2 separate regions of the Homo sapiens genome follow, and region 1 is linked to region 2. Evidence: chromatin contacts called from ENCODE Hi-C data. All regions are on one chromosome and are shown on one strand. Each heading gives the region's core, a stretch centred on a gene start or an enhancer-like site at or near the end of the contact. The rest is flanking DNA. Distances are from core to core; before and after follow the strand shown. Region 1 holds the start of SPATA2L (spermatogenesis associated 2 like). Region 2 holds the start of PIEZO1 (piezo type mechanosensitive ion channel component 1 (Er blood group)).

What was found. A loop is a pair of places that touch in the nucleus more often than their neighbours do. Pooled maps may share reads with other maps.
Region 1: a map with no recorded cell type shows a loop between it and region 2 (6-fold over the local background). The contact joins the promoter of SPATA2L here to the promoter of PIEZO1 in region 2. A Hi-C loop is called at or near these places in 1 of 37 single-sample maps with no recorded cell type and 4 of 50 pooled maps.

The regions. Positions count from the first base shown.
Region 1 is chr16:89,699,183-89,705,778 of GRCh38, reverse strand. SPATA2L (spermatogenesis associated 2 like) reads left to right here and starts at 4,074. Exons shown (of 3, transcript NM_152339.4): 1 at 4,074-4,151; 2 at 4,546-4,849. The coding sequence starts at 4,547. RefSeq lists silencers at 3,479-4,198, 4,369-4,468 and an enhancer at 5,471-6,336.
Region 2 is chr16:88,781,083-88,786,728 of GRCh38, reverse strand. PIEZO1 (piezo type mechanosensitive ion channel component 1 (Er blood group)) reads left to right here and starts at 1,509. Exons shown (of 51, transcript NM_001142864.4): 1 at 1,509-1,828. The coding sequence starts at 1,765. RefSeq lists silencers at 1,011-1,340, 1,381-1,860, 2,361-2,680 and enhancers at 1,365-2,278, 4,761-4,840, 4,851-5,220, 5,241-5,380, 5,421-5,550.

The DNA.
Region 1 (6,596 bases), core at 2,825-5,324, 920 kb before region 2:
GTCTCAAAAAATAAAAATAAAATAAAAAGTAATGGCTGGGCGCAGTGGCTCATGCCTGTAACCCCAGCGGTTTGGGAAGCCGAGGCGGACGGCTCTTTTGAGGTCAGGAGTTCGAGACCAGCCCGGCCAACATGGCGAAACCCCGTCTCTACTAAAAATACATAAATTAGCTGAGCGTGGTGGCGGTAGTCCCAGTTACTCAGGAGGCTGAGGCCGGAGAATTGTTTGAACCTGAGAGGCAGAGGCTGCAGTGAGCCGAGATCACGCCATTGTACTCCAGCCTGAGCACAGAGCGAGACTCCATCTAAAAAAAAATAAAAATAAAACTATTCTGCATAAGCAGTGTCCAAATCATAACAAAAATCAAATGAAAAGTAAACAAGATGTAACCTTATATCCATTGGACCGGAGAAGATGAGGAAGCTGGACGATGCTGAGTACAGGAGGGGGAGGGAGCTCACGCACACTGTGGGGTGGACACGGCAGTGGCCCCAGGGGACCAGGTGCAGTCCTGGAGTCCAGGTAAGTGTGGACGGAACCTCCGACCTGGCAAGGCTGCTGCCGGTTTTAGAGGATGTATATGCAGTGGAGGCAATGGAGTGTCTGTCCCGGGAGGGCAGGGAAGGACGGAGAATCCACACGGCAGCTCATGGAGTGTCCATCCCCGGGCAGGAAGGGAGGGAGCCGTGAATGTGTACAGCCCACGTAGCCACCGCTGCCTAACAAACTACCCCAACTCAGGGGCTTAAATACTCAAGACGCCAGGCATGGTGGTTCACACCTGGAATCCCAGCACTTCGGAAGGCTGAGGCGGGGGGATCACTTGAGCCCAGGAGTTTGAGACCAGCCTGGGCAACATAGTAAGGCCCCCCTCTCTACTAAAAAGTTAAAAATTAGGCTGGGCACCGTGGCTCACGCCTGCAATCCCAGCACTGTGGGAGGCCGAGGTAGGTGGATCACCTGAGGTCAGGAGTTTGAGACCAGCCTGGCCAACATAGTGAAGCCCTGTCTCTGCTGAAAATACAAAAAGTACAAAAATCAGCCAGATGGCTCCTCAGCATCATGGGAGGCTGTTTCTAGGTGGTAACCCAATGACCAGGGGTTGGATTCATCCGAAGAGCTGTCTGCTGTCTATGGTTGGTGCCAGCTGTCGGCTGGGACCTCATTCAGGGCTGTCGGAACGACGACGTGAGGACTGGATGTGTTGCCAGGGGCTGCCAAAACGACCACAAAATGGGTGGCTTACAGCAACAGAAATGTTCTCTCTCACCATCTTGCAGGCCTGAAGTCAAAATCAAGCTGTCAGCAGGGCTGACTCCCTCTGGAGGCTTTAGGGTAGAATTCTGTTTGCCTCCAGTTTCTGGTGGCTCTAACACAGCTGTGTTACCTTCGCTCACGGCACCCTCGTTCCACTCTGCCTCCGTCTTTAAGCGGTCTTCTCTCCTGTGCGTTCATATCTAAGTTTCTCTCTCCTCATAAGGACAGCAGTCATACTGGATTGAGGGCCCATGCCAACCCAGAACAACCTCATCCTTTTTTTTTTTTTTTTTTTGAGATAGAGTCTTGCTCTGTGGCCCAGGCTGGAGTGCAGTGGCGCGATCCCGGCTCACTGCAAGCTCCGCCTCCTGGGTTGACGCCATTCTCCTGCCTCAGTCTCCCGAGTAGCTGGGACTACAGATGCCCGCCACCACGCCCAGCTAATTTTTTGTATTTTTTAGTAGAGATGGGGTTTCAGTGTGTTAGCCAGGATGGTCTCGATCTCCTGAGTTCGTGATCCACCTGCCTCGGTCTTCCAGAGTGCTGGGATTACAGGCGTGAGCCACTGCGCTCGGCCCAGAACAAACTCATCTTGATTTTTGTCTGGAAAAACTATTTCCAAAAAAGTCCCAAGAATAGGCTGCAGGTGAATGTGAGTCGCAGGTCGAAGTTGCAGGCCAAAAGCTCTGCACACGGCCGTGGCCTTCTCACTCTAGTGGCTGGGTTCTGAGGGTGTGTTAGTCCGTCCCCATGCTGCTGTAAATAGCTGCCTGAGGCTGGATAATTTATAAAGAAAAGACGTTTAATTGACTCACAGTTCCGCATGGCTGGGGAAGGCCTCAGCAAACTCACAATCATGGCAGAAGGCGTCTCCTCACAGGGCGACAGGAGCGAGAATGAGCACTGAACAAAGGGGAGAACCCCTTATAAAACCATCGGATCTCGTGGAATTCACTATCACGAGAACAGCATGGAGGAAGCTGCCCCCAAGATTTAATTATCTCCACCTGGTCCTGCTCCAGACCTGTGGGATTACAATTCAAGATGAGATTTTGGGTGTGGATACAGAACCAAACCATGTCAGAGGCCAAGGATCTCAAGACAAGGCCAGGGTATGGCATGTTTATGATTTAGCCTTGGAATTCATTCCACATCAGTTCTATTCCATGGGTTGAGGCAGGTGCAAAAACCCACCCAGGCCTATGGGAGGAGAGCTAGGCCCACTGCTGGATGGATGGACTGGTGTTGCCAAATTCAGTGAGGACAAAGGCAGAACAGTTACCTCCACCCTCCTCCGCATCAGAAGAAGAATAAAGATGAGACTTACGAAGTTAGCTGTCCTGAGGACTGGTGTGGACCCATGGTGGCACTGGGCACCAAGAGTGAGTTCAGTAAACAGTAAGTAAAAGAGCTCCCTGTCCAGAGGTGGCCACCTAGATAACTCAGGGAGATCCACCGACTGCATCACGATTTTTTTTTCCAGACATTCTCGCTCTGTCACCCAGGCTGGAGTGCAGTGGCACGATCTTAGCTCACTGCAACCGCAACCTCTGCCTCCCAGGTTCAAGTAATTCTCCTGCCTCAGCCTCCCAAGTAGCTGGGCTTACAGACATGTGCCACCACGCCCGGCTAACTTTCGTATTTTTAATAGAGACGGGGTTTCACCATGTTGGCCAGGCTGGTCTTGAACTCCTGACTTCAGGTGATCCGCCCGCCTCGGCCTCTCAAAGTGCTGGGATTACAGGCGTGAGCCACCGCACCCGGTCATGATCACTATTTCTAAGATGCCAGCAGGGAACTTCCAGGTAAAAAATCTAAGAAAAAGGGGGGACCTCGCCGCCCAGGCCCAGGGAAAGTTTCAACAAACTTGGGCCTTGGTTTTGGTGGCCTGGAGAGATGAGGGACACAGACGTGAAGTAGCAAAGCCTGCCCAAAGCGGGGGTGTGGGGTAGGGGTGGGTTTCGGCTGGGACCTCCAAGGGTCTCCCTCATCCTCCTCTACTTCTGGGCAATGCGAGAAAGTGGCTGTAGCACAGAACAGAGGAACCCGAGCGAAGAAAACGTCCCCGGGAAGTCGTGGCCCAGATTTAGCCTGGGTGGATCCGCAGCCCAGGTCAGCTTTTAGCCTAGAGAGGGGGGCGGCTTCGCCCTGCCTCAGAGACCCGCCCAGACGATGCTCTCAAGGGCTGCAGATGGCAAGTGCAGGAGGCCGGGAAGCGGAGCCAGCATAAACAGAATCTGAGGTCCCCGCATCCACCTGAGGCTGCTGTTTCAGACGAGGCTGAAAGGCTTGTCCTTCCGCCCACCTTCCGTGCCGCGGGCCCCTCCCTCAAGGGGATGGCCCCGCCCCACAGGGGAGGCCCGCCCCCGGATCCGGCCAATCCCCGCCAGGTAATGCAGGTGGCCCCGCCCCGCAGGAAAGGCTCTTCCCAGGATCCAGCCAATCCCCGCCAGGTAATGCCGGTGGCCCCACCCCCCAGGGGACGAGCCCGCGCACCTGCTTCCCCGCGGCCGGGTCGCCTGGGGCTGGGTCCCTGTCTCGTGGGGAGGAGCGGCCCAGGCACAACGTTCCCTGAGCGCCTGCCATGAGCCCGCAGCCCTCGGCCCAGCGGCGTCGTGAACGATACCGGTCCCGCGAGGAGACGGGCGACGCGGTGACAGGAGGCTCTCGGGGTGCCTCGCGCAGGGGCTCGGCCGGGCTGACACCTCCTCCTCCCCTTTCACCAGGCCCCGCCCCTCCTAAATTATTCGGAGGCGGGGCCTGCGCCAAGCCCCGCCCCGCCCCCAGCGTCACGGCCGCGGACCCCGGGCGGAGCCGACTCCCGGCGGAAGCGCGCGGCGCGCGGGGAGGCCCGAACTGATCCGCGGCGGCCGGAGACCGCTGGGGACAGACAGGTAGCGCCGTCACCCGCGGGATCCGCAGCTCCATCTGCCGGGCGAAGGGGCTCTGGTCGGGAGAGGGCTCAGCGGGCGGAAGCGCGTCTCTAGAGAAGGGTGCGGTCGATAACCGGGGGCGCCCCTGGAAGGCCGAGGTACCCAGGCTGGAGGGAGGGGCTGGAGGTGCGGGGGCGCTCAACTGGAGGGGCCTGGATCGCTGGGTGGGCGGGCAGCTGATGGGGCCGAGGTCTCCAGCGTAGGGGGTGCCGAAGATACCGGGGGCGCCCAGCCGCTGGGGGCGGGGTCTCCAGGCTCGAGGGGTCCTGGGGACGCTGGGTGAGGGTTCGGGGAGAGCGCGGCGGGCTGGGCGCGGCCTTAGGTCCCTGACCCCCCCGACCCCCGTCCGCCGCAGGATGGGCAGCAGCTCGCTGTCCGAGGACTACCGCCAGTGCCTGGAGCGCGAGCTGCGACGGGGCCGCGCGGGCGTGTGCGGGGACCCCTCGCTGCGCGCGGTGCTCTGGCAGATCCTGGTGGAGGACTTCGACCTGCACGGGGCGCTGCAGGACGACGCGCTGGCTCTGCTCACCGACGGGCTGTGGGGCCGCGCCGACCTGGCGCCCGCGCTACGCGGCCTGGCTCGCGCCTTCGAGCTTCTGGAGCTCGCCGCGGTGCACCTGTACCTGCTGCCCTGGAGGAAGGAGTTCACCACCATCAAGGTAGGCGCCAGGCCAGGAGGAGCGCGCCCCTCGTCCTGGCCTGCGGGTCGCGGGGCCGCCGACCATGGGGGACCACGCCTTTCGAGAGAGAGGGGCTTCAAGTGTCCTCAGTGCCTGGTGGGCTCCTCAAGGCTCCGAGCGCTGAGGGGTCGTGGGCGTGTGGGGGCACCCACTCCTAGGGCTGAGAACATGGGGTGGGCGAGGGCAGGCTTGGGTGCTGCCTACGGGGTCCTGCCCTGAGAGCTTGCGTCAGTGTCTTCCCTAAGAGGCCTCGCGGCCCCAGTTGCCATGGAAATCTTAGGACGGGGGCACAGAAGGGACTTGAGTTCCCATGGTCATCCTAATTCCTCCAGGTTATGGGCCAATCCCATTTGCAGAGGAGGCCGCCGAGGCTGGGAGGACTGCAGATGGGTGCATCCCTGTGAAGTCTCAGGGCTGGGCTCAGACCTAGTGAACTCCACGGCCTGGGGCGGGAGGCTGTGCCCAGGGCTGGCCTGGCCTCTCCAGGTGAGCTCCTGGCGGCAGGAGGGGGCAGGGCCGCCGGGAGCTCTGAGCTAATTCGGAAGAGTAGGAAGCCGATGACGTCACTGGGCACGTGGGCGAGCTACGCCTCCGCCGGTTGCCATGGCAGCGGCAGTCTCTCCGCGGCTCCCCGGGGACACCTGCTGGTCGGAGGCGCCAGGACTTTCATTCATGAGAGAGGACGGACAGGCCCGCCCTTGAGGCCTCCCAGGGGGCGGGGCGGGGGAATAACCGGCTTCAGTGCCGGACAGCCCTGGTTTGGACTTAGTTCTGCTGCTTCCTGGCCGCGAGGACTTGGCCAAATTAGCTAATCTCTGTCAGCCCCTTTCCTCCTGAGACAGCGACACGGGAACAGTCCAGTTCATGGGGCCAGAGGAATGAATCAAAGCCCCGAGCTCAGTGCTGCAGGCACTGGGCGCTCCACACGTGGGCCGTGTCCAGGCATTAGATGCTAGGAGTCCCGGAGTTAGGGAATTTGAGAGTCAGGAGACGCTCGCAGTGATTGTCCTGAGCTCCTTTAGTTCTTCACCTAAGTGTAGGCTAGAAAGCACTCAGCCAGGCCGGGCGCGGTGGCTCACGCCTGTAATCCCAGCTCTTTGGGAGGCCGAGGTGGGCAGATCACGAGGTCAGGAGATTGACACCAGCCTAACCAACATGGTGAAACCCCGTCTCTATTAAAAAATACAAAAATGAGCTGGGTGTGGTGGCACGCGCCTGTAATCCCAGCTACTCAGGAGGCTGAGGGAGGAGAATCACTTGAACCTGGGAGGTGGAGGTTGTAGTGAGCAGAGATCGAGCCACTGCACTCCATCCTGGTGACAGAGTGAGACTCCGTCTCAAAAAAAAAAAAAAAAGAGCACTCACCCTTCTACCGTCCCACGGCTGTCAGCCCAGTGCATGGACAGCCTCTGGAGAGCGCTGAAAACAGACGTGTCACCCCCATGGTGGAATACTACACAGCAGGGGGAATGAACGTTACAGCTTCTGTCCTTGTCTGCAAGACTGTAGTGGAAAAAAACAAAGTTCAGAACAACACGTTTAAGAGGCTACCTGTCTAGCTTTGGTTAGAGACCTTACAAAGAGGTGAAAAAAAAGGGGGGACTACCTCATACGAGGAGCAAACGAAATCTGTATTTGGGTTTGCAAAACAAACACCTGGGCAAGTACATTCAAAACTAATTAGATGAGGCCATCTCCAGGGGTGAAGGGAGCGGTGGGACAGAAG
Region 2 (5,646 bases), core at 260-2,759:
AATGGCATGATCTCGGCTCACGGCAACCTCTGCCTCCCAGGTTCAAGCGATTTTCCTGCCTCGGCCTCCTGAGTAGTTGGGAATACAGGCGCCTGCCATCACGCCCGGCTAATTTTTGTATATTTATTTATTTATTTATTTATTTATTTATTTATTTATTGAGACGGAGTCTGGCTCTGTCGCCCAGGCTGGAGTGCAGTGGCGCTATCTCGGCTCACTGCAAGCTCCGCCTCCTGGGTTGATGCCATTCTCCTGCCTCAGCCTCCCGAGTAGTTGGGACTACAGGAGCCCGCCACCACGCCCGGCTAATTTTTTATGTTTTTAGTAGAGATGGGTTTTCACCGTGTTAGCCAGGATGGTCTCGATCTCCTGACCTGGTGATCCACCCGCCTCGGCCTCCCAAAGTGCTGGGATTACAGGCGTGAGCCACCGCGCCCGGCCTAATTTTTGTATTTTTAGTAGAGACGGGGTTTCACCATGTTGGCCAGGCTGGTCTCGAACTCCTGACGTCAAGTGATCCCCCGACCCCCTACCCCCTTGCCTCAGCCCCGCAAAGTGCTGGGATTACAGGCCTGAGCCACTGCCCCGCCATCTTTTTTTTTTTTTTTTTTTTTTGAGCTGGAGGGTGTGGGCTTGTGCTGGGCTCTCATGAGTTGCCAGTGCCTTGAGGCTCAGTGGCCACAGTCCCCCCAGCCCCACTCCCTGCCTTACGCAGCTGAGTTTGAGAGCCATGAACTGAGCCCAATTAAACGGTGTAGAGCCCTTTGCCCTCTTTCTGTGCCCATCTCAAGGGCAGACGAAGGCCAAACTGACGTGGCCTGGGTGAGGGTCCCGAACACCCTGGACTCAGACCCTACCTCTCCGTGGCAGGGCGCCGCGGCAGCAGGTGCACAGGCCGTGGCTCTCACTCTCACCGTCTCACGCCAGAGCGACCCGGGCAAAGCCGCGCGCGGTGGCCGGCGTGGCTGGGAGCAGCCCCCGAGCCCCCGTCAGACCAACGCGGATCGCGGCACTGCTGCGACCCGAGCATCCCGCGTGCTCCCTCCGGGACCACTAGGCCCGGCCGCCGCGGGAACTCCGAGCCTCCCCACGGTCCCCAGGGGGCGCTGCGTGCTCGCGCCTCGGGGAGCAAAGCGAAAGTCGCTCGGGCACGCGGGGTGCAGTTGCGCGTGGGGCGCTGCCTGGGGGAGCCAGAGGCCCCGGGACCCCTTATGTAGCGCCCGGGCCCCAGCCGCAGCCCACCCAGCGAGAAGCGCCCCTGCCCACCGCCGCGCACGCTCGGAGCCGCGGGGCCAAGACTGCGGGAGGGGAGGGGTCCGCTCCGGGCCAGCGCCAGTCGGGGGTCTCCAGGCCCCAACGCACCAGGGCGGGCCGGAGGCGGGACGGGCCGCGCGGGACAGCGGAGGGGGTGCCTGGGCGCGCCGGGCCGTCGGGGAAGCGCGGAGGCGGGCACGCCGGGGAGGGCGGGAGGGGGCCGAGCTTATAAAGGCCCGCGGGCGGAGGAGGGCGGGAGCCGCCGTCCGGCCCAGCTCGGCCCCAGTGAGCCGAGCGCTGCGCTCCGCCGAGGGGCAGGGCGGTCGCCTGAGCGAGCGCGGGCCCGGGACGTCGGCACCGGCGGGGCGGCCGAAGGAGAAGGAGGAAGAGGAGAAGGCGGCGCGCGGGTCCCCGCGGGTCAGCCATGGCGCGCCGGCCCCGGGGCCCCCGCACCGCCCCATAGCGCCGCGGCGTCCGCTCGGTCTGGGCCGGGCCCTGGGCCCTCCAGCCATGGAGCCGCACGTGCTCGGCGCGGTCCTGTACTGGCTGCTGCTGCCCTGCGCGCTGCTGGCTGGTGAGTGGGGGGCGGGCGCCTGGGGGCGACGGGAGGGGGCTGCGTCTCGGCTCCCCACGGCCTGGACACCGGACGACGCCGGCCGGGGCGAGGGCTGCGGGCGAGCGGGCGCGGAAATTCCCAGGGACGCGCGACCCGGGCGCCCGCATTCCTGAAGCATGAGCGCGCCAGGCGGCGGCGGGGCTCCTGTCCCAGGGCCGGGCTGGAAGGGCGGCGGCGGCTGGGGGAGACGGCACCGCGTGCCCACGGGGGCGGTCGAGCGAGCGCCGGGCATAGCGCGGCTGGCGTCTCCGCCGGGGCGCTGCGGAGAGGAGGCCGCCGGGCGAGGCGGTGTTTGCCCCGGTGGGAAGGGCCGCGGCGGTGGTGGGGGGAGCACGAATCTCTTTTTCTCTTTCGGGTTTAAAAAAAAAAGCGCAAAGTTGCATCAGGACTTCCTGACAATCTGGGAGAAGGCGGGCTTCCTGCCTGGAGCTGTTTAATTTGGAGCTTCCCGAGCCCAACGAACGTCCGTGCCCAGGGCCCAGCCCCGCTCACCGCTGCACCCCCCTCTGCCGGACTGAGGCGGTCCCACACTTTGGAAAAAAATAGTGTGGGTTCCTCCCTGGTCCTCCCTTGCCCTACTGGGCTCAGTTTCGCAGGGGCGGGGGCCGGCCTCTGCCCTGGTCTGGGGGAGGGGACACCCCCGGAGGCTGTGGCCTGGTGTCAGGGCGGGGCAGGGGTCCCCAGTCCTGGCATCTGTGTTCCCTGCTTGCCGGGCAGTGGTGCCCCTTTCGCGAAGCACACCCGGGTGGCTTGGTGCTGCACGGCCTGGCACCCCTACCCTTCCCCGACCCTGGCCTAGCCGGGACCCAGGGTCCGCGCCCTCCGCCCGGGGGCTCCCCACGTGTGATTGATCTGGGAAGCAGTCGGATGGAATTAACCCACGGACAAGTGGGACGGTTTGCATTGGGAGTCCGCCATGGACACGGCAGGTGGGGCCTTTTGATTGTAAAAGCCCTTTCGGAGCCCTTGCCTCGCTCCAGGTGGGAGCTCGCCCAGCGCTAGCTTTGGGGATCTAGAGCCGCCTGCCTGAGGCTCCCAGACAGACTGCGTTTTGATCGGTCGCACAGAAAGGTGGTGAAACTTGGGGAAGATTTTCTAGACAGGAATCAATGAAAACCATTGAGGCTGGAGAGGAGAGGTTTTGAGCAACTCTCTTCAGTGCGGTCAGCCCTGTGTGGACTGGGCAGCCTGGGACCTGCTCCCAGTGCAGGGTCAGATGGGCCGTAAACAGGGCCCGGCTGTGTTCCTTCCTGTGCCTTGAAAACAAGCAGGACAGCCTGGCACAGAGGCAGAGTCTAGAGCTGACAGGCCTTAGAGAGGGAAACAGGAAAGCTTCTGAAACGTCCCGTTCACACTGATCGTTCCATTTCCTCTTGTGTCTGAGTGGGAGCGGGTGTCCTCCCTGCAGGGAATGCCCCCCCTCTCAGATGGCAGCTGCTCCTTGGGCAGAGTTGGCAATGTTTTTCTTTAAATGACCAGATGGTAAATATTTTCATGTCACAAAATCTTCTTCTTCTGGTATTTTTCCAGCCATTAAATGTAAAAGCCCTCCTGAGTTCATGGGCTGTACCTAAACAGGTGTTGAGCCCGATTCTGTGGCACATGTGGTTTGCTGCCCCCTGGGCATTGGTCAGGGGGCCTGGGTTCTGCCTTCTCGATTGCTATCCGCGTGGGGGATCTGGGGGAGGGATCACTGTTCTTCTTGCTTTTGGCCTCCTTGGGGAGGATGGGGAGGTAGCCCAGGGGTGCTCACCCAGGCCCCGTGTCAGTCTTCTATGAAACTTTTAAAGAATAGTGATGACTGACTGTCTGTCTGTATGGTACTTTCCTTAAACCTAAAACTGGTCCCAAATAAAGTCTCTTAATTTGAAAGATGCTGAAGCCCGGGCCATACCCCACACTGATTCTGTGTCTGGGGATGGGGCGTGGGGCCTGGGCCTCACTCAGTGTTTTCTCTCAGTCACCTGGGGGAGATGGAAGTGGAGCCGGCCAAGAACCCTGCCTGCCTGCCTGCTGGCCGGGACTCCTGAGTCAGGCTCTCTGGCCCTGGGGTGTGGGCAGCTCCAGATGGACCCGCGATGTGCAGGTTCAGCTGGCCTGGCCGGAGGTGGGACACTGGCTTTGCTGTCTTTGGAGTGCCCCCTCCCTCTCTGGCGAGCTTTGGCTGGAAGCAGTTCTACCGTGTTTTGGAAATGAATGAGGCCTTCAGAAGGCATTAGTCAGTGTGTGCCTGCGCTGGCTCAGACAGTGCCTGGTGAGGGTTTGAGTCATCCTGGGGTGCCCCTGGCCCCCACGCCCTCCCTCTCCAGTGCAGGATCATTACCCAAAAATCTGGCAGGGAGCTGCCCCACCCACAGGGAGCAGGGGCCTCCTTCAGCAGTCTCACCTAATGTTGCTGGAGCCTTGGGGGATCAGGGCCCATCTCTTCTAGAGAGATGTCAGGGCAGGGCTGGGCGCGATGGCTCACACCTGTAATCCCAGAGCTTCGGGAGGCCAAGGTGGGAGGATTGCTTGAGCGTAGCCATTCGAGAGCAGCCTGGGCAACGTAGAGATCCCCATCTCTATGAAAAATATTTAAAAATTAGCTGGGCATGGTGGTAGTGCACCTGTAGTCCCAGCTACTCAGGAGGCCAAGGTGGGATGATTGTTTGAGTCCAGGAGTTGGAGGCTACAGTGAGCCATGATTGTATGACTGCACTCCAGCCTGGGTGACAGACCCTGTCTCAAAAAAGAAAAAGGAAAAAAAAGGGCAGGACATTTGTGATTCTGATAATATGGGACCGCACCTCCAGTTCTATCAGTGGGAAATCTAGACAGGGCTGCGGAAAGCCAGCTGGTGCGAGAGGAGCCACCGTGTCACTGACTGTGGGACACCCACGTGGGCTGACAATATGGCTTCTGCTTTTCAGGGTGCCTCGTGGCACAGCCTAGGGGCACACCCACGGCCGGCAAGCTGGGCGTCACCTCCTTCAGGCTGATTGTCACTGAGAAGTGTCACCATTTAGCATGAGGGATGCTGCCTCCTTTTTCAGAACATTGTCACCATCAGGGTCTCACCACTCCTGGGAGGCGGCCGAGAAGCTGGGGAACAGCAGGCACTCGGCTCACAGTTGCTCAGCAGTGCAGACCCTCTGAGCTGAGCATGGCAGAGTCACCCTTCGGAGGCCTGTGCCCGGGTCTCAGGACCTGCACAGAACCCTGGCCTGTCCCATCCGAGGGTGCTGGGAAGAGCATGGCCGTGGCAGAGTAGGGTGGGAGCTGCTTTCCTCTGTGGCTTGGGGGCCCCTTCTGAGCATCAGCTCCCTGGTGTGACAGAGGGGCGCACTCTGTCCCCATGCTGGGCCTGGAGGCTGGATGAGTCAGCAGGAGAGCCTGGGGCCTGCCTCACAGCACCAAGGGCTGCAGGTGTGAGTGTGCACATGTGTGCGTGTTTGGGGAAGGGGCCAGGGACTGCCCAGGAGCTGAGGATGGGTCACAGCGGGTGCTCGTCCCGCAGCGGGTCACTGGTGCCCAGGACACAGGGAGCTCCAGCCCCAGCTGCCAGGGTCCCACAGAGAGGAAGTTTCCTCTGGGGGTGGGTGGGGGCGCACAGTCTCTGATCCTGGCCCCAAGGCAGCTTCCTGGGCGGTGTCTCTCCTGTGCTGACTCGGCAGTGCATTTGCTTTCGGTGCTCAAAGATGAAGGGGAACCACCGTGGGCCTTGACGGCCTCATCTGCCCGCTGCAGCCCACTCCTGAGATGGGACCACCGCAGTCGTCAGGGTCCAGTGAGAGCCG